Regions from separate parts of the Homo sapiens genome. Here all the other regions are linked to region 3. The links are chromatin loops, found by intact Hi-C in ENCODE. Cell type or tissue: endothelial cell of umbilical vein. All regions are shown on one strand. Each heading gives the region's core, and the rest is flanking DNA. Links, peaks and the distances in the headings are about the cores only.

Region 1 (10,474 bases), core at 41-8,040, 240 kb before region 3:
CCTCCTCCTTGGTTCTAGCTATTCTCACGCCTCAGCTTCCCGAGTAGCTGAGATTAAAGGCGTGTGCCACCGCGCCCGGCTAGTTTTTGCATTTTTAGTAGAGGGGTTTTCACTGTGTTGGCCAGGCTGGTCTCAATTCCTGACCTCAAGTGACCCATTTGCCTCGGCCTCCCAAAGTGCTGGGATTACAGGCGTGAGCCACCACTGCGCCTGGCCTCGTATATAGTTTTTCTAGTACTGGACTGATCCTCCGAAATGCACCTTCCTCCACGATCCAAAGTTAAGGTGTCGCTGGAGAACCTGAATCCAACTAGATTTGGGAAAAAATGAATTCCAAAGGTTTGTAATGGATTGTATCAGTTATAAGGAAAGGGGAAAGTAGACTGTTTTGATCAGCTACAAAATATGAAAAGTAACTTGCGGGGAGCTGTTCAGGGATTCAGAAGCAGCTCCTAGCTTCCTCTCTTTTGCTTTTTTTGTTGTTTCTCCACTCCCTGGTCTTTCAACATCGGTCCTTTTCGTTCATGTTTTACTGTGGTCCTAGAACGTTAAACATATACCTTAGTCTATGGGCTGGGCGCGGTGGCTCAACGCCTGTAATCCTAGCACTTTGGGAGGCGGAGGCGGGCGGATCACGAAGTCAGGAGATCGAGACCATCCTGGCTAACATGGTGAAACCCCACTAAAAATACAAAAAATTAGCCGGGTGTGGTGGCGGGCGCCTGTTGTCCCAGCTACTCGGGAGCCTGAGGCAGGAGAATGGTGTGAACCCAGGAGGCGGAGCTTGCAGTAAGCCAAGATGGCGCCACTGCACTCCAGCCTGGGCGACAGATTGAGACGCCTCAAAAAAAAAAAAAAAAAAAAAAAGGAAAAAAAAAAGATATACCTTAGTCTCAAGTAGAAAATTTTATATCTCTCAGGACCCATTTCTAGCCTGGAGCATTGATCTTGCCACCCTGCTTTTGCTCAGCCCAGAAAGTTATTTATGAGGACGTTTACTCATAATTCTCTCTTCTCGTTTAACAATAAAATCAAATATGTATGTTAATTCTATACTAATGACCTTGGATTTCTCAAGGTCCCGTGCTTTTTATTTATTTATTTTTTTTTTTGAGATGAGGTCTCATTCTGTCGCCCAGCCTGGAGTGCAGTGGCATGATGTTGGCTCACCACAACCTCCGCCTCCCAGGTTCAAGCGATTCTCCTGCCTCAGCCTCCCGAGTAGCTGGGACTACAGGCGCACAGCACCATGCCCAGCTAATTTTTGTATTTTTAGTAGAGACGGGGTTTCACTGTGTTGCCCAAGCTGGTCTCGAACTCCTGACCTCGTGAGCCACCACGCCCGGTCACATATGTTGTTTCTTAATAGGGCTTGCTCTGCTGGTTCTGCTGTCTTCATCCAGAATTTCCCATACAGAAATGTCTGTTGAAGTAATAGTCTCCCAGCTATTTTTCTGTTTTCTGTTTTCTTAGCTTTCTTGGACTCCGTACTGTTGGTGTAACCAAGGCCTGGAGGTCTGGGTGGCTCAGGTTTCCTGCAGCCATGTTTCTGTACAACTTAACCTTGCAGAGAGCCACTGGCATCAGCTTTGCCATTCATGGAAACTTTTCTGGTAAGTTCTCTCGTTACCATCTTTTGAAATTTTAAGTGAATTAATACATATCTTGCTTAGTCTCTTGTGCAGGAAATGTTTTCCATTTATGACAAAACAGTTGTTGGTAAATGTAAACAATTCAAATTATGAGATGAGGTGTTAAGTTCTGGTGCATTATCTGTTACCTATTTCAGATGCATTTCCTAGTTCACAAATTGTGTAATGATTCTTGTCAGGGCACACTTTTCTTGGCTGCTTACCTAGTGCCAAGTCGTGTGCCTATTGCTGTAAGACATACTGAGATGTGTAAGACCTGATCTTTGATCTTGAATTTGACATCAGGTTGGGTAAAAAGAATGTCTGAAGGTGTTTGTCTGGTTATCAGAGAGTAATTTAAATAAAGGGAAGGTTGGACCTTGGTTTGGTGCTTGAAGAGATAGAACTTTTGTATGAGAGAAAAGGGAAAATGCAGTTTAGGTAGGGAGTGCTGTCTGCATAGAAACAGATAATTTGCTTACGTTTACCATGTGGGGAATATTTTTGTAAAGATGGATTAAGGCTAGGTTTGAATTGTGTGAAATTTCAAATATTGGATTAGGAAATACAAAGTTACTGAAAGTGAGGTACTAATGTTTATAAAATAAAAACTTTTTCTTGCCATTTGCAGATTTAACATTTTTGAGTCAATCCAAGTAATGCAGGAGGTTCATGATTGTGTAGAGTAAGACATAATTTTGTTGAGGTTTAACTCTGAATACTTAATGTGGTACTGAATACTTAATGTGGTACTGAGAGGCAGCCTAACTGACCACACAGCATTCATATTTCATGTTGTTATTTTCTCTGATCCTCATTATGGCTCTTCCTGCGGGTTTGAGTCTTCATTTGGGTAATTTAGTTATTCTTTGCTGCATTTGATTAAGGAAATACGTATATGGGAATTTGGAGATTTGTGACTGACTTCACTATGTAATGCAATGAATCTCAGCTGGAGTTTGGATAGAATTTTTGAAAGCACGTTTTTGTTTTTTGTTTGTTTTGTTTTTGTTTTTTGTTTGTTTTGTTTTTGTTTTTGTTTTTTCCTTGAAACAGAGTCCTGCTCTGTCACCCAGGCTGGAGCGCAGTGGTGTGATCTTGGCTCACTGCCACCTCCGCCTCCTGGGTTCAAGCGATTCTCCTGCCTCAGCCTCCTGAGTAGCTGGGATTACATGCGTGCACCACCATGCCCGGCTAATTTTTCATATTTTTAGTAGAGATGAGGTTTCACCATATTGGCCAGGCTGATCTCGAATTCCTGACCTCGTGATCCACCCACCTTAGCCTCCCAAAGTGCTGGGATTACAGGCATGAGCTACTGTGCCCTGCTGAAAGCACATTTTTAATACTAATTTTATCTTTCAAATTCCTTTTCCAATTCAGTCTTCCTTTTTATCTAAAATGATGGAGAAGTTTTCTTTTTTTTTTTTTTTTTTTTGAGACGTAGTCTTGCTGTGTTGCCCAGGCTGGAGTACAGTAGTGCGACCTCGGCTCACTGCAAACTCCGTCTCCCAGGTTCAAGCGATTCTCCTGTGTCAGCCTCTGGAGTAGCTGGGATTATAGGCACGTGCCACCACACCTGGCTAATTTTTGTATTTTTAGTAGAGATGGGATCCCACCATGTTGGCCAGGCTGGTTTCAAACTCCTGACCTCAAGTGATCTGCCTGCCTCAGCCTCCCAAAGTGCTGGGATAACAGGTGTGAGCCACTGTGCGTGGCCTTTTTTTTTTTTTTTTTTTTTTTTAGAGACGATATCTTGCTGCGTTTCCCAGGATGGAGTGCAATGGCAGGATTATAACCCACTACATTCTCTGAACTCCTGGGTTCAAACTGTCCTCCCACGTAGCTGGGACTAGAGGCACAGGCCATCACACCTGACTAATTTTTTTTTGAGACGGAGTTTTGCTCTGTTGCCCAGGCCGGAGTGCAGTGGCACAGTCTTGGCTCACAGCAACCTCTACCTCCTGGGTTCAAGCGATTCTCCTGCCTTAGCCTCCCGAGTAGCTGGGATTACAGGCATGTGCCACCACGCCTGGCTAATTTTTGTATTTTTAGTAGAGACGGGGTTTCACCATGGTGGCCAGGCTGGGTTCTGGTTGTTTATGATCTTTATTTTTTGGTGATCTAGGAACCAAACAACAAGAAATTGTTGTTTCCCGTGGGAAGATCTTGGAGCTGCTTCGCCCAGACCCCAACACTGGCAAAGTACATACCCTACTCACTGTGGAAGTATTCGGTGTTATCCGGTCACTCATGGCCTTTAGGCTGACAGGTGGCACCAAAGACTACATTGTAGTTGGCAGTGACTCTGGTCGAATTGTTATTTTGGAATACCAGCCATCTAAGAATATGTTTGAGAAGATTCACCAAGAAACCTTTGGCAAGAGTGGATGCCGTCGCATCGTTCCTGGCCAGTTCTTAGCTGTGGATCCCAAAGGGCGAGCCGTTATGATTAGTAAGTGATTTACTCTACTTGCTGTATATGCCTAGTTTAGGATAACAATGCTGTGCTCTTGGTGGTGTGCCAGTGCCAATTAATTACTTATGTGGGTTTGGCATCATGTTTGGATTTACTCTAGGTTTAAAGTTGCATTTCCTTTTTAAAAGAGTTGCATTTTCTTTTAAAACAATGGGAAAAATCTTAACACACCTTTCTACTTCCCATCTAGTTGGAAATGGGTGTTTTTCAATTTCTTTTTCTTTGGCAAAAAGACTACAATGAAATGATCTTATGTTATTAGACAGTGAATATCGTTGCTTTCATCAGCCTGAAGTGATGATTCACATTCATGTCTCTTCTCTGATAAATTCTTGAAGAAAATTTTTGTGTGTCTGATCAGGCCTCTAGAGGGCAGTCATAAATCGTTAGATCTATTTCAGAGAATAAGGCTAATGATAATTTTATGAATTACTGTTTTTCAGTATCCTTAAATGTAGGACTCATTAAAAAATTTTGACTAGTTAGTGGGATATTTAAGACCTGTATTAGGAAGAAGGGGGCCACAATGATGCCATTGTCTTTAAAAAAATTTATTTATTTATTTTTAAGAGATGGGGGTCTCAGCCGGGCACGGTGGCTATTTATCTTTAAAAGAGATGGGGTCTCAGCCAGGTGCGGTGGCTCACACCTGTAATCCCAGCACTTTGGGAGGCCAAGGTGGGAGGATCACTTGAGGTCAGGAGTTTGAGACCAGCCTGGCCAACATGGTGAAACCCAGTCTCTACCAAAAATACAAAAAATTAGCTGGGTGTGGTGGTGGGTGCCTGTAATCCCAGCTACTTGGGGCAGGAGAATCGCTTGAACCCGGGAGGCAAAGGTTGCAGTGAGCCGAGATAGCGCTACTGCACTCCAGCCCGGACGACAGAGTGAGACTGCATCTCAAAAATAAATAAATAAATAAATAAATAAATAAATAAATAAATAAATAAGAGAGAGATGGGGATCTCACAATGCTGCCCAGGATGGTCTTGAATTCCTGGGCTCAAGCAATCCTTCCTTCTGTCTTGGCCTCCCAAAGTGCTGGGATTACAGACTTGAGCCACTGTGCCCAGCTCCACTATTGTCTATTCTTTTTTTTTTTTTTTTTCAAATGAGGCAGAGTTTCGCACTTGTTGCCCAGGCTGGAGTGCAGTGGTGCGATCTCAGCTCACTGCAACCTTTGCGTCTCAGGTTCAAGCAATTCTCCTGCCCCAGCCTCCCAAGTAGCTGGGATTAGAGGCATGCACCACCACACCTAGCTAATTTTTTGTATTTAGTAGAGACAAGGTTTTACTGTGTTAGTCAGGCTGGTCTTGAACTCCTGACCTCAGGTGATCCACCCACCTCAGCCTCCCAAAGTGCTATTCTGATGATAGAAAACAGAATCCTGAGTTTTTATACTTGTAGAGTTACTGCTGTTAATAATGATTAAAAGAAAAGCATGATGTGACTCTAGCTGTTCTATAAGTCTCTCTTCTCATTATCTGGGAATCTTGTATGTTTTATCTCCTTCAACTACAGGTGCCATTGAGAAACAGAAATTGGTGTATATTTTGAACAGAGATGCTGCAGCCCGACTTACCATTTCATCTCCCCTGGAAGCCCACAAAGCAAACACTTTAGTGTATCATGTAGTTGGAGTAGATGTCGGATTTGAAAATCCAATGTTTGCTTGTCTGGAAATGGATTATGAGGTAATGGGGACCCTGTCTCTTTGCGTTTCTTTCAGTCACCTCAGTGTTTTTTTTTAAGATTGTTTTCCGGCCGGGCGTGGTGGCTCACGCCTGTAATCCCAGCACTTTGGGAGGCAAGGCTGGCGGATCATGAGGTCAGGAGATCGAGACCATTCTGGCTAACACAGTGAAACCCCATCTCTACTAAAAATACAAAAAGAAAATAGCCGGGCATCGTGGCGGGCGCCTGTGGTCCAGCTACTCGGGAAGCTGAGGCAGGAGAATGGCGTGAACCCGGGAGGTGGAGCTTGCAGTGAGCCGAGATCTCGCCACTGCACTCCAGCCTGGGCGACAGAGTGAGACTCCATCTCAAAAAAAAACGAAAAGATCGTTTTCTTCCTTGTGCATACCTTTTTTTCTTTTTTTTGAGACAGTCTTGCTCTGTTGCCCAGGCTGGGGTGCAGTGGCACAATCTCAGCTCGCTGCAACCTCTGCCTCAGCCTCCTGAGTAGCTGGGACTACAGGTGCTGCCACAACGCCCAGCTAATTTTTGTATTTTTAGTAGAGATGGGGTTTCACTATGTTGGCCAGGCTGGTCTTCTGACCCCAGGTGATTGGCCCACCTCAGCCTTCCAGAGTGCTGGGATTATAAGGCCTGAGCCACCTCACCCAGGCCCAGCCCCTTATGCATATCTTAATTCTGTCCTGCTAGCAGATCTTCATATTCCAAATGCCTTACTGAAATTCTTTGGGATGCTTCAGAGGTTAAGCAACTATTTAATAGTCTTTCTCTGATTTAAGTAATCTCCCTATGGAAACAAGATATTTATTGGGAAAAGCTTCATGAAAAACTTGAAGCTATGTTTAAGGTATTTTTTCACAGAACATACTATTGTTTTCCTTTAACGGAAGGCAGTATCCTCTAGTAGAGAGCTCCCTGGATCCAGAATTTGGAGATTGCAGTTCTCGTTCTAGCTCTGCCATTATCTTATAGCATAAACTTTGTCAAACTATTTGGCGTCAGCCAGGTGTGGTGGCATGTGCCTATAGTCCTAGCTGCTTGGGAGCCTGAGGCCCAGGAATTCTAGGCTGCAGTGAGATAAGATTGTACCACTGCAGTCGTGTACAGTGGCTCACGCCTGTAATCCAAGTTTGGGAGGCCGAGGCGGGCAGATCACCTGAGGTCAGGAGTTCGAGACCAGCCTGACCAACATGGAGAAACCCCATCTCTACTAAAAATACAAAATTAGCCAGGCGTGGTGGCACATGCTTGTAATCCCAGCAACTCGGGAGGCTGAGGCAGGAGAATCACTTGAACCTGGGAGGTGGAGGTTGTGGTGAGCTGAGATCGTGCCATTGCACTCCAGCCTGGGCAACGAGCAAAACTCCGTCTCAAAAAAAAAAAAAGATCATACCTCTGTGCACTGCAGCCTGGGTGACATAGTGAGAACCTGTCTCTCCAAAAAAAAAAGAAGACATTTGTGGACTTCTGTTTCCTCATTTGTAAATTGGAGTCCTGATGTCCTTTCCAGATCTTCGATTTTATGCTGATGATTAGTTTTTATGCCACTATTCTCTGTAGGAAGCAGACAATGATCCAACAGGGGAAGCAGCAGCTAATACCCAGCAGACACTTACTTTCTATGAGCTAGACCTTGGTTTAAATCATGTGGTCCGAAAATACAGTGAACCTTTGGAGGAACACGGCAACTTCCTTATTACAGGTACTTTTCTTTCAGAGCTGCTTTGTACCCTTTTACTTGGTTCATTTTATGCCCAAACCTAATAGGTTTTACTTAAAGGGTTTGGGAATTAATCCATTTGTTGTGAACCTGAATACCTTATCTTTTGGACAGGTTAGAAGTTCATGTGGTGGAGTGATTTTAAAAAGTGTTGGGGATAAAGACTGCCTAGCTCCTTAATAACTCATATTCTACTGAGGGCAGGGAAGAGAAGTTGAAGGGAGCAGTCAGCTTGGAATATTGATTACTGTTAGTTGCTGTGACAGTTTGGCTGTAGTCAGTCTTTGCCTCTCATTCAAACCTAACTCTTTCAAAAGCCAAACAAAATGGACAGACCCCACAAGATGGAACTTGTGAATTTGAAAACTTAAACAAAATAGAAATATTTTTGAAGACGATTACCAGATTGATCCAAAAATAAATTAAGAACTTCAATAGACCAGCGTTAGAGAAATTGAAGCAGTAGTCCAAAGTCACTCTCCCAAAAGATTGAGGTCCAGGATTTTCAGGAAAGCTTTTATCTTCTTGTTGAGGGACATATATGTATTCCGTTTTAAAACAAGTTTCTCGGCTGGGCATGGTGGCTCACGCCTATAACCCTAGCACTTTAGGAGGCTGAGGCAGGAGCATCACTTGATCTCAGGAGTTTGAGACCATCCTGGGAAACAAGGTGAGATCTTGTCTCAATGAAAAAGTAAATATTAAAAAAAAAAGTAAAACAGATTTCTCTAGAGTAGAAAAAGAGTAAATGCTACTGTGCCGCTCTCTGAGTCTAGTATGACTACAGTATCAAAACTAGGGATGGACAGTAACAAAAAAAATTTGCAGGCTAGTTCATACGGTTGTAGATAGGAAAAGCTAACATTCCAGCAAATCAGATTCAGTGTTTTAAATGCACATAGCTAAGTAACGTTTTTGGAGGAGCTAAAAAATGGAAAATATTTTCATGGTTGGAAATCAGTTCACCATTGGAAAATACACGTTACTAATTGATTATATTAAAAGACTAAATGAGTACAGCTACATTTGTGGTCATCTGCATTTCAGCAGGCTTGGGGAAAACTGATCTAGTTCTATTTTGAATCATTTGCACTTCAACTGATGTCTAAAATAAGATGTTGTTTGGGGAAGATACTGGAGAATAAAAATAAAGGACAGCACTTACCTTTGTTAATACGTTAAGCAGATGAATTTTTGATCACACATCTCATTACTTGTAACATATTACCATACCTTTCATTTACAAGGGCTTTTTCATTCTTTCAACACATTTTTATTGAGCCTTTGCAGTCAGTATGTGCTAAGTCAGTCTGCTGGATCTTGGGACTTCAGTGGTGAAAAATTAGACGTGGTGCCGCCTTTGTGCAAGATTGAGTCTGGTGGTGAATACAGATAAATAACCAAAACAATTACCAGAAACTGTGCCAAATGCCATGACAGCACAGAGAAGAGGTTCCCTAAACAGGGAAAGGAAACGAATGTGTTACAGAAAGCTTGCTGGAGTCTCTAAGCTGAGATCTGAGGGCTAGTTAGAAGTTAGCTAGGTGCAGTTGGAGTGGGAGAGGAAGTTTCAGTTGTAGGCAAAGGGAACAGCATTTACAAAAGCCTAAATACAAGAAATAACATGGTCCATTCAAATAATTAAAAGCTCATTATGATTTAATTATTAAGGGACTGGGGTAGGAGTAGGGGTGGGGTGAAAGCTACTGAAGGATTCTAAGTAGGGAAATAATCTGATAGGTTGACAACCTTAGAAAGATTAATTGCTTACATTTTGGCTAATGAAATGGAGGATATTAAGACTGTAAGAGGGGAGACTGATGAGGACATTAAGAGATACTGGTAGCTGCTAAGGAGGTAGAATCAATAGGGCTTTGGGAGGAGAGAGAATTGAAGGATTATACTCAGGTGTCTGGTTTGGTCTGTTGATGGTAGTATTCTCTAAGGTGGAGAATCTAGGAGGTGGAGCAGGGTTGGGAAGGAACTTGAGTTTGTTTATGAACATGCTGTTACTTTATTTTATTTTTATTTTATTTATTTACGTTCTTGAGACAGAATCTCGCACTGTTGCCCAGGCTAGAGCACAGTGGCACGATCTTGGCTCACTACAACCTCCACCTCCTGGGTTTAAGCAGTTCTCCTGCCTCAGCCTCCCGAGTAGCTGGGATTACAGGCGCCCACCACCATGCCTGGCTAATTTTTGTAGTTTTAGTAGAGACGGGATTTCACCGTGTTGGCCAGGCTGGTCTCGAACTCCTGACCTCAGGTGATCTGCCTTTGGTCTCCCAAAGTGCTGGGATTACAGGCATGAGCCACCATGCCCAGCCTGAACACACTGTATTTTAAAAATACCGGTGGAAGGTCCATGTCCAGTAGGTGATTTGATGTATTATAGGTCTGAAGATGGGGTCTGAAGATGAGAACTGCATTTGGGCTTGGAGGTAAACATTTGGATACGTTATCCAGGCTGAGACCAAACCTTCCATGTAAACACAAACTGTGCTTCATCCTTATCTACCATGAACATAAGGGAGGAGAAACACATGAAATGTTTCTTAGCATCAGGCACATTACCATCATCAAGTTGTGCTGAAAGAGAGGAGGAGTTGAAAGCTGAAGAAATTCATGTCTGAGTCAAAGTCACTGCTAAGTTTTATTTTCTCTCACAGTTCCAGGAGGGTCAGATGGTCCAAGTGGAGTACTGATCTGCTCTGAAAACTATATTACTTACAAGAACTTTGGTGACCAGCCAGATATCCGCTGTCCAATTCCCAGGAGGCGGGTAAGATCTTTGATATAAGAAGAGAGAGATTTGTGTTTAATTTTTGTGATTACAGTGTAGTCTCTTAGTTTGTTACCAATTTAGTTTTTTTGTAAATTAAAAAAAAAATTCAGTGACCCTGGGGCAGGGACGTAAATGTTGTTTTTAATAAAGCTGGTGAAATATTT
Region 2 (10,474 bases), core at 1,050-9,049, 200 kb before region 3:
TACAGGCGTGAGCCACCGCACCGGCCCTTGAGTTTTGAGAGGAGCAGGAGTAGAGGGATCTCATTTCTTGACTTACCAAACAAGAACCAGCTTTCTATCTTGCTAGCTTCTATAAGGAAAGTAAATGTGAGAGTTAGGCATATATTTGCACTATATTAAAAGCTATTTGGCTCTTTTTTCCCACCTAGAATTCATTGCTAACTGCTGGTTTTTGGTATTTGCTGTTCTGCTGACCCTACGTATGTCATACGGAAAGCTGGGCTTTCTTTGGGTTCTGAACCCCAAGATTACACCCACCATCACTATTGTCTTTGTTTTTCCCAGCATATTGCCAATTATATCTCTGGGATCCAGACTATCGGACATAGGGTAATTGTATCTGATGTCCAAGAAAGTTTCATCTGGGTTCGCTACAAGCGTAATGAAAACCAGCTTATCATCTTTGCTGATGATACCTACCCCCGATGGGTCACTACAGCCAGCCTCCTGGACTATGACACTGTGGCTGGGGCAGACAAGTTTGGCAACATATGTGTGGTGAGTTGATGTTGTTAACTTGGGTTACAGTGATGTGTAGGAAAGCTGGCTCAGTTTCTTGTGGGTAAAGCCAAGGAGGAATCAAATCTGAGAAGTAAAAATGGATATAAAATTCCATCCTACTAAAGCTAACTCTACAAGCAATCTGTTCTTTAAGCCTTCTTACTAGTCTTTTGGATTTTTCTCTGTGGTTTATCTCCCTCCTCCCTATTGAACGTGATTTAATGATAGGTTTAGTTTGAGCTAATGGCTAATATTTCTTTTTACATTTTATAAGAACTTTGGAATGTCTGTTATCTATGTTGTGTGGTTTTGGTTTTACCCTTAGCTGTGTTAAACTCTTGCTCATGGGTCGATTCTTTTGAGTTTCTTGCTCCTCAGACACAGCTCCTGCCCACCAGAGCAGGTGCAGGACACGTGGGCTCAGGCCTCTGTCTAGGCAGTGCCCCTGTGGCTGACTTGCAAAGACCTGGCCAGACCTGTTGCTTGGTGACTCAGGTGAGCAGGTCCGGGCCCCAGCAGTGTGACTTGTGTCACTTCCTTGTAGGTGAGGCTCCCACCTAACACCAATGATGAAGTAGATGAGGATCCTACAGGAAACAAAGCCCTGTGGGACCGTGGCTTGCTCAATGGGGCCTCCCAGAAGGTAAGATTGCAGAATGGGCCCCAGGGAGAACACTGCTTAGCACTTTTCCTGTTGCCCTCACTGAAGAAATTGCCTTTGGTGAATTATTCATAGTGCACACGACTGTGCTGAGTGCTGTCCGTCCACAGTCCTTTCTTACCAATCTGCAAAAAATCTCCTTGGAGAGTAGCGAGTTTCTTAGAGAGAGTCCATTCCCAGTCCTCTGCTCTGAGGTGTGTCCTGGGCTTTACTTTCTCCTGTAGGCATGTGCTGCTTTAATAGAGCATCTCTGGACTTTCGGGCAAATCTATTTTAGAAGACAAGCCTAGTGATTGCTGTTTTCTATAATTTTCTTTGTGTTTTCCTTTTTTATGGCAAGCTTGATAAATTTAACAAAATGATTCTTATCGTAAGAAATGATGAACAGTAACTTTAGCATGTTTTATGAGGCATTAAGCTTTAAGTAAATGTGAGAATTTTAAAATATTTGTAGGGTTTAATAATTTTTGGATTTATTGTTTGTTTTTGAGACAAGGTCTCACTCAGTCGCCCGGGCTGGAGTGTGGTGGTACAATCACAGATCACTGCAGCTTCCACCTCCTGGGCTCAAGTGATCCTTCCCACTCAGCCTCCTGAGTAGCTGAGACTATAGTACATGCCACCAAACCTGGCAGATTTTGTGGGTATGGGTATACGAGACCTCACTGTGTTGCCCAGGCTGGTCTTGAAATCCTGGGCTCAAGCAATCCTCCCACGTTGGCCTCTATAATAATTTTTGGATGTTAATAGATGATGAAATGTGCCTTAGGGAGCACTGCTTGCCCTTGGGAGTCCAGGGAGGCTCCTGAGGGTGCACACAGTCACTAGTCTGTTTGTGACTCACAGGCAGAGGTGATCATGAACTACCATGTCGGGGAGACGGTGCTGTCCTTGCAGAAGACCACGCTGATCCCTGGAGGCTCAGAATCACTTGTCTATACCACCTTGTCTGGAGGAATTGGCATCCTTGTGCCATTCACGTCCCATGAGGTGAGAGCGCCCACATTACTCTGGCCTTGACTTTTAAGGTTGTTTCTTGGTGCTGGATCTACCTAAGAGGTCAAATTCATTTGTCCCCACATATAATTAATAATGTTCTGGGAATTATAAAGTGACAGAAGTACTTGGGGAGATAGGAATCTTGATTCTCCCGCACCCAGGGAAGGCCATTTGGTTTTTTTTTTTTTTTTTGCGACGGAGTCTCACTGTTACCCGGGCTGGAGTGCAGTGGCGCAATCTCAGCTCATTGCAAACTCCACCTCCCAGGTTCACGCCATTCTCCTGCCTCAGCCTCCCAAGTAGCTGGGAATACAGGCGCCCGCCACCATGCCCGGCTAATTTTTTGTATTTTTAATAGAGATGGGGTTTCACCGTGTTAGCCAGGGTGGTCTCGATCTCTTGACCTTGTGATCCGCCTGCCTCAGCCTCCCAAAGTGCTGGGATTACAGGCGTGAGCCACCCGCGCCCGGCCAGGCCGTTTGTTTTTATAGTGTCCCAGGGTTTGCTTCAGTCTGATGCGAGTTTACAAGGTTAGCCTGAGCCCAGAGCTTTAGAACTGGACTCCACAGACTAGGATTGCCAGGATTGATGGGATGATCCCTCCTGGGGCACACACTGCCATATGGAATCAACTCTAGGTTTGCCAGAGTTTGGCATGTTTTATTCCAGCCAAGGAAGCTGGGATCAGGAATCTGACCTCACAAACCATTCTTTATGTGTGGCATTCTCTCTTGCACTGCAGACAACATGTGGTCTCCTTTTGGGGTTTAACTATCGTGTTGTAGCAGAAAAACCTGTGATTATCAGAAAGTGATTAGATATTTCCCGTGTGTTTGTGTAGTAAAAATGAATGGCTTGTCTGTTCGTTGTGCTTGTGGAAACTCTAGACTAGTTGAAATCACTTCTCAGTGACAGATTTTTTGTTTCTTCTGCCAGGACCATGACTTCTTCCAGCATGTGGAAATGCACCTGCGGTCTGAACATCCCCCTCTCTGTGGGCGGGACCACCTCAGCTTTCGCTCCTACTACTTCCCTGTGAAGGTAGGTTGGGGGAATCTGAGCTGAAAAGGGAGATCTGAGAAAGGAGCAGCACAGGGAGTGGATTGATGGGAATAGTACCAGGGAGGGTGCTCCCCTCAGGGCAGACCACAGCCAGAGCAAAGGCTTCACCTGCTTCTGCCAATCTGAACTCTGAGTACCAAGAGTCAACTTAAGATAGTGTTCCTGGATCTACAAGTGGGGTTCAAGTATCGAGTGGAGAATAAAAAGTTTTCCCGGTCTGGGCGTGGTGGCACACATTTGTGGTCCCAGCCAATCGGGAGGCTGAGCCCCAGATTTTGAGAGTGCAGTGAGCTAAGATTATCCCACTGCACTGCAACCCGGATGATAGGGTGAGACCCTGTCTCAAAAACTAAAAAATAAAAACAGCTTTCCCTACAAGTGCTGCTTTAGCATGTGCCATTTTCTTTGGGCATCTCACCATTTTTTTTCTTTCTGCTTTCTCCATATCTTAGAATGTGATTGATGGAGACCTCTGTGAGCAGTTCAATTCCATGGAACCCAACAAACAAAAGAACGTCTCTGAAGAACTGGACCGAACCCCACCCGAAGTGTCCAAGAAACTCGAGGATATCCGGACCCGCTACGCCTTCTGAGCCCTCCTTTCCCGGTGGGGCTTGCCAGAGACTGTGTGTTTTGTTTCCCCCACCACCATCACTGCCACCTGGCTTCTGCCATGTGGCAGGAGGGTGACTGGATAATTAAGACTGCATTATGAAAGTCAACAGCTCTTTCCCCTCAGCTCTTCTCCTGGAATGACTGGCTTCCCCTCAAATTGGCACTGAGATTTGCTACACTTCTCCCCACCTGGTACATGATACATGACCCCAGGTTCCAGTGTAGAACCTGAGTCCCCCATTCCCCAAAGCCATCCCTGCATTGATATGTCTTGACTCTCCTGTCTACTTTTGCACACACCCTTAATTTTTAATTGGTTTTCTTGTAAATACAGTTTTGTACAATGTTATCTCTGTGGGAGGAAGGAGGCAGGCTGTGGTGGGACTGGGTAGGGTATAGTATCACTCCTGAGTTCCACTGCTCTAGAATCTAACCAGAAATAGAAACCTAGTTTTTAAGGTGACTGGCATCCATGTGTCTTGTTCTGGAGATGAGGATGTAGGTGGGAGGTTTGAACCCAAGTTAGAGCAGGAAGAACTGAGTAGACTCCTTCCTTCCAGATACCGACTTGGACTTGCGGCACTCTGTGGCTCCCCACCCCCAGGTCTGTGGTGGTTTCTTTGTTTTTTCCTGGTTCTTTTTGCTGTGCTGATGAAACATGACCTCAATAACCATGTGTATACCCACCCCTCTTCCCACTGGGTATTGAGGAAGGGTGGCTGATTCTTCCTCCTCTTCTACTCTGAGGATGTTAGTATGGGGATTTTAGCATGAATTCTAGCTGGGGAGTCTTAACAGATGCCCCTTTTACTGATACAGCACCTAAAGCGATCTTTGGCTCCATAGGACCATAGGAAGGGTCAGTACAGAAGAACCTAGATACTGCCCTGCCCCTGAGAACTGTGTATATGTGGGGCCTGTCTGCAGCACCCATCTCAGGTGGGTTCCAGAGGGCCTTTAGGGTATAATGAGAGCCTGTTAGGTGGAAGAGGCCCAGTTCCAGAAATGTTCCAGCCCACCCCTGAGAATTCCTCCTGTTTAGTTGTGTGGGAAGCCCTCGTCTTCCAGGCTGTCCTTGCGCCTTGAACCTGGAGAAGTGAGCTCACTGTTCTCAATACTTCACAAATGTAAAACTTTCTTTCGTCTGCATGTGCTCAGCCATCTAAATTGAGCAAATGATCTGGTGAGCACTGGGTTAGAATCAGGAATGGTGGAATACAATCTGAACCTCTCAGAGCCCAGAACAGAGGGTTCCTGACACTGTGACACTGTCTCCTGGAACTAAGTATCTCTTGAATCATGACTTGGTTTTAGATCAGTCAAGAGAGACCCAGGTTTTGCCAGGAATCGAATCCCTAAATAACATGTTTTTTTCTCACTTAGCTCATGAATTTGCATAGTAGACAGTAGTTCTGAATTAGATTTTGAAAACCTAATTTCAGGGCTCATTTTTTCCTGTGGCCCTAAATCCATTCTATCAAATTGTGTGATACTGACATGCAGTCATCTGAGGAACTCAGCGTAGATACTTGAGCAGCTCCTCGCCTCTTTTCTAACTCAAGTTTGACTAAAATACATACACTCCGTACAGAAGGTAGGGGGTTATGTAAGAAAGGAAAACCTAATCTATGGAATCAGGAGTTGTCACCACCGAGCTTCCTCTGGAAGTCTGCCCATCAGCTTGCTTGTTCTCTGTTAAGAGGAAGGGCTAGGACAAGGATTTGGGCTTGAATATGTGGAAAGGAATTTTCATAGTTGTTGCTGCAGGACCTACAAAAGTTTAAAATTAGATTGGATGTGACTCAATGACAAGTCCCATCTGTGTAATTGTTAAGGGGACCTGATTGACTCCTGTGGTTTGATTGAGCAACCAGGTAAATAGAGACCTCTCTCCAGCTTTGGCAAAACCCATCAGAGGCTGCTGCAGAACTCAGACAGAGGGATCTGCCCTTGGGTTTGCTTCCATCCTGTTCCATTGCTAAGCCCTTGTGACTTGGATCCTAGGACTGAAAAGTTTTTAGCTGCCTCAGCTTTCCCCTGACCTTACTGGCAGAGGTTCTGCAGATGTTTCCTTTGGAAGATCTCTTGCCAAGAATAGCATTCCTTTGGAGGAGGGGGGTTCTAGTTGGAATGTTGCTTTTCTTGGTTAGTGTAAATGTATTGCTAGTGAGACAGCTGCCGGCGCTGGAAAAGGCTCGTCTCACAGGGAGAGTGCTGGTCCCCAGAATGTGTGCTGTTCCCACGCTGCTGCCTTTCTTGAGCTTGTTAGAGGAAAGCCAGAAAGGCATTCAGATGGGATCAGTCTGGCTTTCAAATTTTTTTTAATTCCTAAGTTCTGTTTTATTTTTTAATTTTTTAAAAAAAATTTTATTAGAGACAGTCTCTCTCTCTTGCCTAGCTGGGAGTGCAGTGGAGTGATCATAGCTCACTGAGGCTTGAACTCCTGGGCTCGAGCAATCCACCTCAGCCTCCAGAGTAGGGGAGACTACAGATGTGTGCCACCATACTCAGCTAATTTTTAAACTTTTGTAGAGACAGGGTCTCCCTGTGTTGCCCAGGCTGGCCTCGAACTCCTGACCTCAAAAAATCTTCCTGCCTTGGCCTCCCAAAGCACTGGGATTATAGGTGTGAGCCATTGCGCCTGGTCATAAATTCTTGTTTTTTTGTTTGTTTGTTTATTAGAGATGGAATCTCTCTCTCTTGACCAGGCTAGAGGGCTGTGGTGCGATCTCAGCCCACTGCAACCTCTATCTCCTGAGCTCAAGCGATCCTCCTTAGCTTCCCAAATAGCTGGAACTACAGGCATGTGCCATCACGTCCAGCTAATTTTTGTATTTTTAGTAGAGAAGGTTTTACCATGTTGGACAGGGTGGTCTCGAACTCCTGGCCTAAAGTGGTCCACCTAGCTCAGCCTACCAAAGTGCTGTGATTACAGGCGTGAGCCACCATGCCCAGCCTCTAAATTCTGTTTTCTATTCAAAGTAAAAATGACATGTGTTTGAGTCATCCACTTGCTCATTTGCATATGGAATATTGTATGTGAATATTTTATTACACCCTTAAAATTAATTTTCAAGGGCTATATGTAGAGCTCAGAAGAAACATCTCTGCTGCTGAAATCAAACCTGGTCCAAAAAACGTCACAACGGAGGAAAGGAATAGATGGCTCTCGAGGACAAGATAGGGACTCTTAAAACACCTGCTTGGCCATGGTTGATTGACATTTGAGTGATCTGGTAGCCCAACACACCCTGTGAAGTTCAGGTGAACTGAAATGGGCAGGTGTAGGCTACACACCAGTCTGAACCAGCACAACCAAGAGTTGTTTCTCTTTTTTTTCTTTTTCTTTTTCTTTTTTTTCTTTTTTTTTTTTTTTTTTTTGAGATGAAGTCTTACTCTGTTGCCCAGGCTAGAGTACAGAGGCACAATCTCGGCTCACCACAGCCTCCGCCTCCTGGGTTCAAGCAATTCTCCTGCCTCAGCCTCCCAAGTAGCTGGGACTACAGGCATGCACCACCATGCCTGGCTAATTTTTGTATTTTTAGTAGAGATGGGGTTTCACCATGTTGGCCAGGCTGGTTTCGAACTCGTGACCTCAGGTGATCCACCCACCTTGGTCTCCCAAAGCGCTGGGATTACAGGCGTGAGCCACTGCACTTGGCCAGGAGCTGTTTAAGCCATCAGGAGACATGCTGACCCACTAGAAGAGGCTGCTACGCTCATTTCTTCCACAAACGTTTACTGGGCACCTACCATGAACCACCACCTCCCAGCTCTGTTCTGCACCCAGAGGTTGGAGGAGAGTTTATAACCAGGCAGTCTCTGTCGCTGTGAGGTTGGTGGTGAGGTGAGTCTGCCAGAGGGCCTGCCACCAGTTTCAGAAGAGCCTGCAGCCTGCATCTGATTTCCTCAGCCACAACCTTGGGACTTCAGGAAAAATCAGAAGGTCCCAAGTCTGAAAAATGAAGAGGTGGGGAGTGGGCAGCAGGGGTTTTAGGTCAGGAAATGGTAGGAAACCTGTAGTTGTGGCTCATAATCCTAGTGGGATATTAGAACCCTCTTCATTTGTCAGAACAGATTCCTGGGGTCTGCTCCCAATTATTCACACGGTGGTTCATGCCTGGTAATCCCAGCACTTTGGGCGGCCAGAGGCAGGCAGATTGCTTGAGCCCAGAAGTTTAAGACCAGCCTAGGAAACAGACCCCATCTCTACAAAAAATTCAAAAAGCCGGGCGTGAAGCCCTGTTTTTTTTTTTTTAAAAAAAGAGTCTGCTGGTGATGTCTGGGCATGTGTCTGCTTCACAGTCCAGTGTTATGATCAGTAGCTGTGATGGACAATGAACATTGCTGCTTGTTCAAAATGAAGAAAAAAAATATCAAAGAAAACCAGGTTTGGAAGTTTCAGATTTGGAAAAGGAGCTGGGCCAGCCCATCTGGAATAGCTGAGGGGCCCTGTTAGCCCCACCCTACCCCACCCCACCCCCGTATGCAGCATCTCTGGCGGTGCCCAGAGGCAAGCCCCCTTCAGTTTCCCACCTCTCACTCTGCCTTCCAGAGCCTAGTCAAGTTTTAAATTCCCAGGTCCACTCAGCAGAACTTGCTCCCTTCTCTGACTGCAGTCTCATAATGAAAGGAGAGGTGCTTTCAGTTGGGTCATTTGGTAGCGTTTAGGCTTAGAAGTTACTAATTTGGAGCCGTGAGTATATGTGTATAAGCTAGTAACACGTGATGGTCAAGGGAAGTACTACCATTTCCTGTGGGTTATTAGGGCCTCCAGCTGTTATGAGGACACACTGGGGAATCTCAGCTTTAGGGAGTCGATGATGTAACTGGAGAAAGGCAATGCTGCCCTCATAAAGCAATCAGAAACGAGATTCCACCTGCCAAATGCCAAGAGGCAGCAAAGTCCATGAAGAGAGCACTGTATACAGTCAGATGACCTGGGCTCACTAGCCTCTAAGCATAGTCTTGGTTTCCTGCCTGTAAATTGGTAGAATAAGACTGATTTACTGGGCCTGGCATGGTGGCTCACACCTGTAATCCCAGCACTTTGAGAGGCTGAGGCAGGAGGATCCCTTGAGCCCAGGAGTTTGAGACCAGCCTGGGCAACATGACAAAACCCCATCTCTCCAAAAATACAAAAATTAGCCAGGCATGGTGGTGCACACTTGTAGTCCCAGTAATTAGGGGGCTGAGACAGGAGGATCACTTCAGCCTATGAGTTTGAGGCTGCAGTGAGCTGTGATTGCGCCACTACACTCCAGCCTGGATGACAGGACGAAACCTGTCTCAAAAACACCAAAAAACAAAAACCGGTCTCCTGGGGTCATGGTAGCACAAACGCACATGACTGAGTGCTCAGGGGTTCTGAGGCTTGTCCGCTGACCTGGGGCTCTGGCCCTGGGAGATCTGGGGGACCTGCTGTCCTATATGTGATGCTTTGAAAGAAAGGGGCATCATTCCAAGCCAAGAGGCCCCAGAGAGGGCACCGTGCGGTGTTCAGGCTTCTGTGAGGCCCCAGTGAGATCCTGTGGCTGTGCCCCCATCACCTCCACCCACTCTGCCCTCCCACTAGCTGCCCAACGGATGAATCAACGCCTTGGCAGAGTTTTCCAGCAGGGCCTTGCAGAGAGTGTGTGTGACCTGTGTGGCCACTGCCTTGGGGACGGGTGAGGAGTTAGCCTGGAACATTCCAGCGTGGGCATTATTGTCCTGTTGCAAGTTCAGGGCAAAACCAGGAATCCAGTTTTGTCGATCCAATTGAGAAAACATTTCATGAACAACTACTTGTGGCATGCATTGGCACTCGGAATAAAGCGCACTATTGTCACTAGGTTGGCATTTCTTTTTCTTCTTTTTTTTGTTTTTTTATTTTTGAGACCGAGTCTCACTCTGTCGCTCAGGGTGGAGTGCAGTGATCTTGGTTCACTGCAACCTCTGCCTGCTGGGTTCAAGCAATTCTCCTGCCTCAGCCTCCCGAGTAGCTGGGATTACAGGCGCCTGCCACCACGCCCGGCTAATTTTTGTATTTTTAGTAGAGATGGGGTTTCACCATGTTGGCCAGGCTGGTCTCGAACTCCTGATCTCAGGTGATCCGCCTGCCTTGGCCTCCCAAAGTGCTGGGATTACAGGCGTGAGCCACCGCATCCAGCAAGGTCAGCACTCCAGACTAGGTTGGCTGTGGAAGACTGGGTGTTAATAAGGGGTTCCTAAATCCAGGATTCTGTGCTCACATTCAGTGAAACACTACAGACTCCCCTCTTGGATAGTTTGAGGCTTTGAACACAGCCGTTCTCCTATCCTCCCCCACTGGCCCATCCCTAATGAATCCAAATGCAGTCTAGTAAAATCAGGAAGCCTGCTATGAAAACTTGACAGAGATATTGAAGATGCCCCTGCAGTTGCCCACTCTGACCCAGGTGAAGGGAGAATGGCTGTACCTTTGGTGATGGTGCTGAGGGAAAGGACCTCAACTCCCGTAAGTGCTGGGTCTGAGGCCACGTGTTACACCAGGACAGGTCCTGTGTCCCTCAGGAAAACCTGGCTTTGGGGTCAGACCTCAGTAACCAGCTGGGGAATCTTAGGTAAGATTCTCTC
Region 3 (8,000 bases), core at 1-8,000:
CACACTGCATGATGTGCTCAGTTCCCCAGCTGCTGGGCCGGAGCCTGAGAGGTAGCACCCTGCTGTCGTGGCTTACCTTACCCATCAAGAACAGAGGGAGCTCACTCAGTTTAAAATACATTTCTGCATCAGTTCCAAAAAGTCTAGACGAGTCACTCCTGGGGGCTTCTGAGTTATTTCAAGGTGTCTGCAAAATTCCATTTTCATGGAGCATTTTCTCATAAAGCATCTTATAATGAATGTCTTACACATACGCGTACTACAGTTTCCAAATGCATGGCGCTGCTGTGACTATTAAAATATAGATTTACTGAATAATGCTTCTGATATTACCAATAAATAATAATAAGTTCCAGTTGTTCTCTCAGGGAGACAGCACTTCATTTCTGTAACGTCTAACTTTTTACAGTGTTCGGGTTACATCTCTAATCAAATCAGAAGAAAGGTAAATCTAAAAATAGAATTGCTTCTGAAATTGAACTTGCTCTTTAAAATACAGATAATTATAAATTTTTTCAATCAGCAGAGGCTACAAGCTGGGAAATACTGATTTCTAGAACTTTCTGCCTGCTTATTTACAGGGCAGCTAGCTACACCAGGAGAGCTGGTGTCACTGAAGACATCATGACCCTTGGCAACAGCCTGAGCCTCATAGTGGGGACTTCATACAACACCTGTTTGAGAACTCCTAAATCAAATGAGTTAGGGAGGCCAACTGCAAAAGTGGAACTCTCCAACTGCAACTAATAAAGTTAAATGCACGGGCTCTGGAGTCAGACAGATCTAGCTTGAATTCCAGCTTGGCTACTAATTAGTTGAGTGACTCTGGGCAAGAAGTTAACCTCTCTGGGTCTGTTTCCTCATTTGTAAGATGGGGATAATAACAAGGTTCTTGTAATAACAATTGTAGCTAAAGTGTGTAAAGTGCTTTCTGCGGCCCAGGCACCATGCTATGTTCTTTACATACTTAAAAAGCTTTTAAAAATTATTATTATTATTATTGAGACAGGGTCTTGCTCTGTCACCCAGGCTGGAGTGCAGTGGTACAATCATGACTCACTGCACCCTCAAGCTCCGGGGCTCAACTGATCCTTCCAACTCAGCCTCCTAAGCAGTGGGAACTACAGGAATGTGCCACCACACCCAGCTCATTTTTGTATGTTTTGTAGAAACAGGTTTTCACCATGTTGCCCTGGACTGGTCTCTAACTCCTGGGCTCAAGCAACCAGCCTGCCTTGGCCTCCCAAAGTGCTGGGACTACAGGCGTGAGCCACTGTGCCTGGCTGTTCTTTACATACTTTAACTCACTGAAGCCCCATATCCCTTTGAGGTCAGTACTATCATTATACTGAGTTTAAAGATGAGGAAACTGAGGCGGGGGAAATCACGCTACTTGACCAAGGCCACAGCCAGGCATGCTGGAGTTAGGGCATGAATCCAGGCAGTTGGCTCCACCAGGCAGAGCAGTCACGAGAGAGAACACACCCAGTGGAGACATTTCTCTCTTAACCCTTTCCTCAGCTGGCAAGCATGCTTCCTCCAACCGGGTTCCTTCACGTTCCACCTCTCCCTGGGGAGTCCAATTTTCCACCTCCCATGTATTTCCCATGCTCTGGAGGGTGGAGGAACCCAGACCTACAGCCACCTCACCACCTGCTGCTTTTCCAGGTGGCATTCTTCCATGGCTAAGCCTGGGGCCACCAGGGGCTTCCCGAGTATCGCAGGAAGAGGGGAGATGAGGGAGGGGGAAGACAGCTTCTGCTCTCAGGTTTAGTCAGTTAATTCTCCCTGTGTTTCGGTCCAAGTGAGAAATCTTTCATAAAAAATCTGGGATGCAAGGATTGCTTCCATGGTGATCCTTGAACCCCTGAAAGTGAATTCAGAATTTCATGTGGATGTGCATTTTTTTGGTGTGTGTGTGACAGAGTCTCGCTCTGTCACCCAGGCTAGAGTGCAGTGGCGCGATCTCGGCTCACTGAAACCTCCGCCTCCCAGGTTCAAGCAATTCTCCTGCTTCAGCCTCCCAAGTAGCTAGGAGTACAGGTAAGTGCCACCACGCCTGGCTATTTTTTTTTTTTTTTTAATTTTTATTTTTAGTAGAGATGGGGTTTCACCATGTTGGCCAGGCTGATCTCGAACTCCTGACCTCAGGTGATCCACCTGCCTTGGCCTCCCAAAATGCTGGGATTATAAGCGTGAGCCACCGTGCCCAGCTGTGGATGTGCATTTTTTTTGGAAGAGGGTCCATAGCTTTCATCAGGCTCTCCAAGGGTCAATGGCCACTCAGAGGCACAGGACTGCCACCACCATGGCAGTTTCCAGCCAGGTGGGAATGCCTTTCTGCCGTGGGAGGAGTCTCCAGTCTGGCCACCACCCTGGGCAGACCTGAACTGAGTGAAACTGGTGGCCTCACGTGGTGCCTTGGGCAAGCGGCGCAGCTGAAGAATCACAGGGTGGGTCTGGCTACCTGGCAACTCTGCACGATCCCACCCGTGTCCAAGCTCAGTCTCACTGTGTCAATACCCGCTGTGGGAAGAAGGTGGTGGGCTGGAGCCCGGGCATGTTGGCTCTGGTTTTACAACTCTGAAGGTGCCCAGCTCTTGAGCACAGCTGGTGACACTGACTGTGCAGCTGCCACGTGGGGATCTCTGTCACCAAAAGTCAGGAAGCACTAGATCATTTGTTCTTGTTTGGTTTTTTAGGTAGGATGGTTTGGATTTTAGGTAGGATTTGGCATTGGCTCCTGAATGACAAGTATAAACCAAAACCCTCGTCCAGTCTAGCACTTCCTGGCCTTGGCACAAGAACTGAGGGCTCCTGTAGGCTCATCCCAGCCGACAGTAGCACAGTCTCCCCAGCGAGGCAGCGGACAGCGGTGCCCCTCTGCAGCCCATGGCTTAAGCCTACCTCTGCCTTCTCCTAGACCTCCCCGACCTCCCCCTCAATCCCCATAGCCCAGATTACAGAGACAAGTCTACAACAGGCTTTTGGCTGCCAGAGGGAGGCTTTTAAATCCCAGATCAGATCCTGCCATTCCCACTTGTGACACTGTCTCCACAGCCTCCAGCGCAAAAGCTAAGCCCTCTGCAGGATACACAAGTCCTCGCATGTCTGTCCAGACCGTTCCCCGAGTTCCAGGACCCAGTACCTGAGTCTGCCTCCCCCTTTCTCCTGGGATGCTCAGAGCCACCTGGAACGAGCTCTTGACCACCCCACCCACACCTGCTCCTCCTTCCAGCCCTGGTGTGCAAATGACACTAGGATAGCGGGGGTCTGGCTCACACCAAATTTCTAGAAGGCAGTCTTTCCCTCACCTCTCTCCTGCCTACCCCATCCCACCCATCAGTGAGTCCTGTGGTTCTCAACACAGAGCTCAAACCCACCCAACTTTCTCCACATGCTGCTCCTCCCCAGCCTGAGCCCCCATCCCCTCTGATGGGGACAACGGTGACAGCTCCCTAGCGGGTCTGCATCCACCGGGCCCCTCCTAGATCCACTGTCCACAGAGCAGCCCCGTTCTTCCTCCCTTCTCGTCCCTGCCATGAAAGTAATACTACTGACCCCACGAGACTCAGACAAAGCTGAAGGATCCGACGTAAAGGTTTAGCACTGCGCTGGGGCCCTGGAAGCCTGGCTATGTTGACTGGCATTAGCTGTTATTCCCAGCCAGTCTTCTCATTGCCTGGGCTCAGGCACCATGGCCCTCCCTTTCTGGTAACTTCACCCCTCACATCAATCACTCCTCTTTCCAGTAACTTCCTGGCTACTTCTCTGCCTCACCACTGGAGTAAATGAATGAAGGTCAGGGACACATTCAGGGGCCAGCTCTTATCTTGGAGCCTACAGGGGTGAGCACAGGCAGGTGCACTGGAACGCGTGGCAGCTATGTGAAAAGGAGAGAATGGCAACATTCGCTGATCTCCTCCATCAACGTAGGGGACTCCTAGTGGTACATTTCATAAACGGCTGCACCTGCGTGCTTGGAAAACATGCTCAGGGTGCTGAGGGATGAGGATAAGTTCACAAATGACATCGATGAGGGAAGAACCCTAGCTAGGGGTCTGGGGGGAAGAGCCTCTTGGGGTAGAGTGCACACTTTCTCTTCATGAGTGATTGGCTCTCCCAGGGCCCAGGTTCACTGTCAAGTTCAGGGGAAAGAAACCCCTGTATGAGACCCACCATCCACTCTAGCCCCAGAGATGCCAAGGTCACCCAAAGAAAAAGTGACATGGGGCAAGTCCAGGGGACTCAGACCAGGGCAGAACCGTTACAGTACCTTCCGCGGGGAGTCCCTTCACCTTGCAGGGAGTATGGAGGGAGCCCCAAGGAAGAGAATTATTTTGCTGCCTGGTCTGCACTGCCCCCATGTGGAAGACTGCGCCATTACAGCTGACCTGGGCGCACAGGAGACAACAGCTCCTGGGGCCGGTGATTTATCCTTAATCTTGGACATGATTAATGACTGCCCATGCTCAGGCTGTCCTTGAACAGACTTCCCCTTGTGGGTCTTGTTGGCCCCCCATCATCCTGGACAAACAGACAGCGATGAGTCAAGGCAACTGTGTCTCACTGCAGTCACCATGTATTAGCTGTACTTTTATTATTATAACTTGCGTTTACTGACCTCCAATAGCTTAATTTTTTTTTAATATTTAAAAATAAGTAAGAACAATCCATTTTCTTTCATTCCTTTTTTTTTTTTTTAAGACATGGTCTCACTCTGTTATCCAGGCTAGAGTGCAGTGGTGTGATCTCAGCTCACTTCAACCTCTGGCTCAAGTGATCCTCCCACCTCAGCCTCCCCAAGTAGCTGGGACTACAGGCACACGCCACCAGGCCCAGATAATTTTTTGTATTTTCAGTAAAAACAGGGTCTCGCCATGTTGCCCAGACTGGTCTTAAACTCCTGAGCTCAAGCGATGTGCCTGCCTTGGCCTCCCCAAGTGCTGGGATTAGAGGCATAAGCCACCATGTCTGGCCCCCAGTGGCTTCTAATCCGCCCTATCTATCCATCAAGCCTGGGTGGGGTGGGCTTGCTCAGTGTCCTTCAGATTCCTTCATCAATTAACTCTTTTGTGTACGAGGGTGTCCCAAAAGCAGCAGCCGCGAGTAGAATTTGCCTTGGGTCATTGCTGTAGTCTCCCGCATCCAGGAAAGATCTAGGCCGCTCGCTTTCCACAAACCTTCTGGCTGAAACAAGCCACTTACCTGGCTGCAGTGAAGACACTGATGCCGCTACTGAAGCTGGAGTCACAGGAACCATCTGGACCTCCTGGGAGAGGAAGAGGAACAAGGGGTCATGAAAGGCTGTTGGCTCTCTTGAATAAACAAGACCCCTGTGACAAGCACACACAGAACTCTCCAGAGCCCCATACCTTGATTCAGGCTCTTCAAAAGGACCATGGCTCTGGAGCCCTGAGGACCCAACCAACGCCCAGTCATTCTCGATAGTCCCCAAGCTTGTAAGTCTGTAGTCACAGTGATCTCACAAGGAGGGGACACCAGTGCTAAACACATCTGTCAAATCTCAGAAGGGATCACTGGCCTGAGGGGAATGGATGTTTAAAATGACAGATAATACCCAGCATCCTTAGCTATCAGGAAAATGCAAATCCAAACCACAAGATACTACTGTACACCCATCAGGATGGCTAAAATAAAAGACAAATAATAGCAAGTGTTGATGAGAATGTGGAGAAACTGGAACCCTCGTACATTGCTGGTGGGAATGTAAAATGGTGCAAGCTGCTTTGGAGAACAGTCTGGCCATTCCTCCAAAGGCTAAACATAGTCACCACATGACTCAGCAGCTCCACTCCTAGGTATATGCCAAAGAGAAATGAAAACTTATGGCCACATGAAACCTTGTATATCAATCATGTTCACATCAGCATTATCTACAATAGCCAAAAAGCAGAAGCAACCCAAATATCTATCAACAGATGAATGGATAAATGAGGTGTGGTATAGCCATACAATGGACTATTATTTGGCAATAAAAAGGGATGAAGTACTGATGCACGCCATAAAAATGAACTTTAAAAACATTGTGTTAAGTGAAAGAAGCCAGTCATAAAAGACTACATATTGTATCCCTTTCTCGAAAGTGTTTAGAACAGGCAAACCTATGGAGACGGAAAATGGACTGGAGGTTGCCTAGGACTGGAGGAGACGGGGGAATAGGGTATAATGGCTAATGGATTCTTTCAAGGGCACGGAAAATATTCTAAAATTGATTGTGGTGATGGTTACATAACCCTGTGAATCTACAAAGTCACTGAATTGTACACTTGATGTTGGGTGAATTGTGTGGTACATGAATTCTATCTCAATAAAGGGCTTAAAAAATGACTTTGGGGAAAGGACTGTGACTGCACTGTGTCTGTGCCCGAGTCTTCCTCCAAGTGGCCAACTCAATACCTGTCTTAGTATTTAACTTACCATCATATAACCCAGGGTAGAAAAGCATCTACCTGGCATCGACTACTTATTTTTCTCAGTTAAGGAATAACCTTTAAATTCCAACCTTTTTCTTTTGGCATCTAATCAAGTTTCCTAAAGAGCCAAGATGTTCTAGATCTGGAAAGCTGCTGGTAGGATCCTGTTCCGCCTTCAGTCCCCGTCTAGGCACTGGCCACAGCTCTCACTGCACTGAGGAGGGAAGAGGGGGCTGGCAGTCCTGCAGTGCTTGGGGTGGGAGGTGCTATAGGAAAAAATTCCAGACTCCTGATACTAATTTTTTGTAGTTGTGAAATAATTTTAGATGTACAGAAAAGTTGCAAAAAGAGTAAAGAATTCTTTTTATACCCTTTAGCCAGCTGCCCCTAATGCTAACATTGTACATACCCATAGTTCAATTATTATTATTATTATTTTTTTTTGAGATAGAGTCTTGGCTCTGTTGCCCAGGCTGGAGTGTAGTGGCACAACCTTGGCTCACTGCAATCTTCGCCTCCTGCACTCAAGAGATTGAGCCCACCTCAGCTTCCAGGGTAGCTGGGACTATAGGCACGTACCATTAAGCCCGGATAATTTTTTTTTTTTTTGTATTTTCAGTAGAGATGGGGTTTTGTCGTGTTACCCAGGCTGGTTACAAACTCCTGGGCTCAAGTGATCCACCCACCTCAGCCTCCCAAAGTGCTGGGATTACAGGCGTGAGCCACCATGCCCGGCTCCATAGTTCAATGATCAAACCCAGAAGGTTAACTTCGATACACTACCATTAACTAAATGATTACCCTAATTTGAACATCACGAGTTTTTCCATTCCTGGCCTTTTGTTCCAGGATCTCACACTGCATTTAGCTAAACTGTCTTCTTTGTCTCCTCCAATCTGTTGCAGCCCCTCAATCTGTGTGTCTTTCATAAACTTGACACTTTTGAAGCGCTGGTCACTCTGCAGAATGTCTCCCCGTTTGGGTTGGTCTCACGTTTTCTCACGAGTAGGGAGTTGCGCATCATTGGAGGGATGTCACGGAAGTGCTGCGCCTCAGTGCACCCTATCGGGGGAACGTGTTGTCTGTTAGCCTCATTACTGGTGACGTTAACCTCATCGCCTGACGCACAGTGTCTGCTGGGTTTCTCCCCTGTAAGGTTACTGTTTTTCTGTTTGTAATTAATAAATAACTTGGGGGAAGATACTTAAGATTGGAAAAATATTCTGTTTTCCCTCAAACATGTCCCCAGTGATTGACCGCAGCACTCAGGGCTGGAGCTTGCCTATAACAAATATTACTGTGGAATTTGCCTGATGGTGATTTCTGTCTCCCCTTTTCCTCCATTATTGACTAAAATTTTCTTTTCTCTTTCTCCCCCTCTCCCCTCTCCCCTCCCTCCCTCCCTTCCTTCCTTGTTTTTTTTTTTGATACGGTTTGACTCTGTCACCCAGGATGAAGTGCAATGGCATGATCTTGGCGCTCACTGTAACCTCCGCCTCCCGGGTTCAAATGATTCTCATGCCTCAGCTTCCTGAGTAGCTGAGATTACAGTGGCGCGCCACC

Evidence for each region. Peaks named below come from ENCODE experiments on the same cell type or tissue, not always from the same donor. Only the 100,000 strongest peaks of a DNase experiment are listed, where the experiment ranks them.
Region 1: it touches region 3 in a loop (14-fold over the local background); 35 of 110 quality-filtered maps call a loop at or near these places.
Region 2: a loop joins it to region 3, with 2.6 times the contacts of the local background. A loop is called at or near these places in 6 of 110 quality-filtered maps.

Annotation. Positions count from the first base shown.
Region 1 is chr16:70,525,114-70,535,587 of GRCh38, forward strand. SF3B3 (splicing factor 3b subunit 3) reads left to right here. Exons shown (of 26, transcript NM_012426.5): 2 at 1,474-1,613; 3 at 3,760-4,086; 4 at 5,632-5,804; 5 at 7,366-7,507; 6 at 10,195-10,307. The coding sequence starts at 1,544. It overlaps SNORD111B (small nucleolar RNA, C/D box 111B), which reads left to right and starts at 4,386; the gene lies at 4,386-4,486. In endothelial cell of umbilical vein, for the core only: a CTCF peak has its summit at 4,511 (motif pointing right); a DNase peak (open chromatin) is centred at 4,458; H3K4me3 peaks cover 553 bases; H3K27ac peaks cover 738 bases.
Region 2 is chr16:70,567,959-70,578,432 of GRCh38, forward strand. It overlaps SF3B3 (splicing factor 3b subunit 3), which reads left to right. Exons shown (of 26, transcript NM_012426.5): 22 at 325-537; 23 at 1,085-1,183; 24 at 2,048-2,191; 25 at 3,137-3,241; 26 at 3,715-9,710. The coding sequence ends at 3,855. Among named protein-coding and RNA genes, the nearest start is that of SNORD111, 35 kb to the left of the region's middle. RefSeq lists an enhancer at 7,714-7,783. In endothelial cell of umbilical vein, for the core only: no CTCF peak of the experiment used is centred there; DNase peaks (open chromatin) are centred at 4,493, 5,963 and 8,663; H3K27ac peaks cover 5,469 bases.
Region 3 is chr16:70,766,901-70,774,900 of GRCh38, forward strand. VAC14 (VAC14 component of PIKFYVE complex) reads right to left here. Exons shown (of 19, transcript NM_018052.5): 10 at 5,209-5,272. VAC14-AS1 (VAC14 antisense RNA 1) reads left to right here. Exons shown (of 6, transcript NR_034083.3): 5 at 1,946-2,043; 6 at 4,708-6,351. Among named protein-coding and RNA genes, the nearest start is that of TRG-GCC3-1, 7.4 kb to the right of the region's middle. In endothelial cell of umbilical vein, for the core only: a CTCF peak has its summit at 4,367 (motif pointing left); a DNase peak (open chromatin) is centred at 4,391.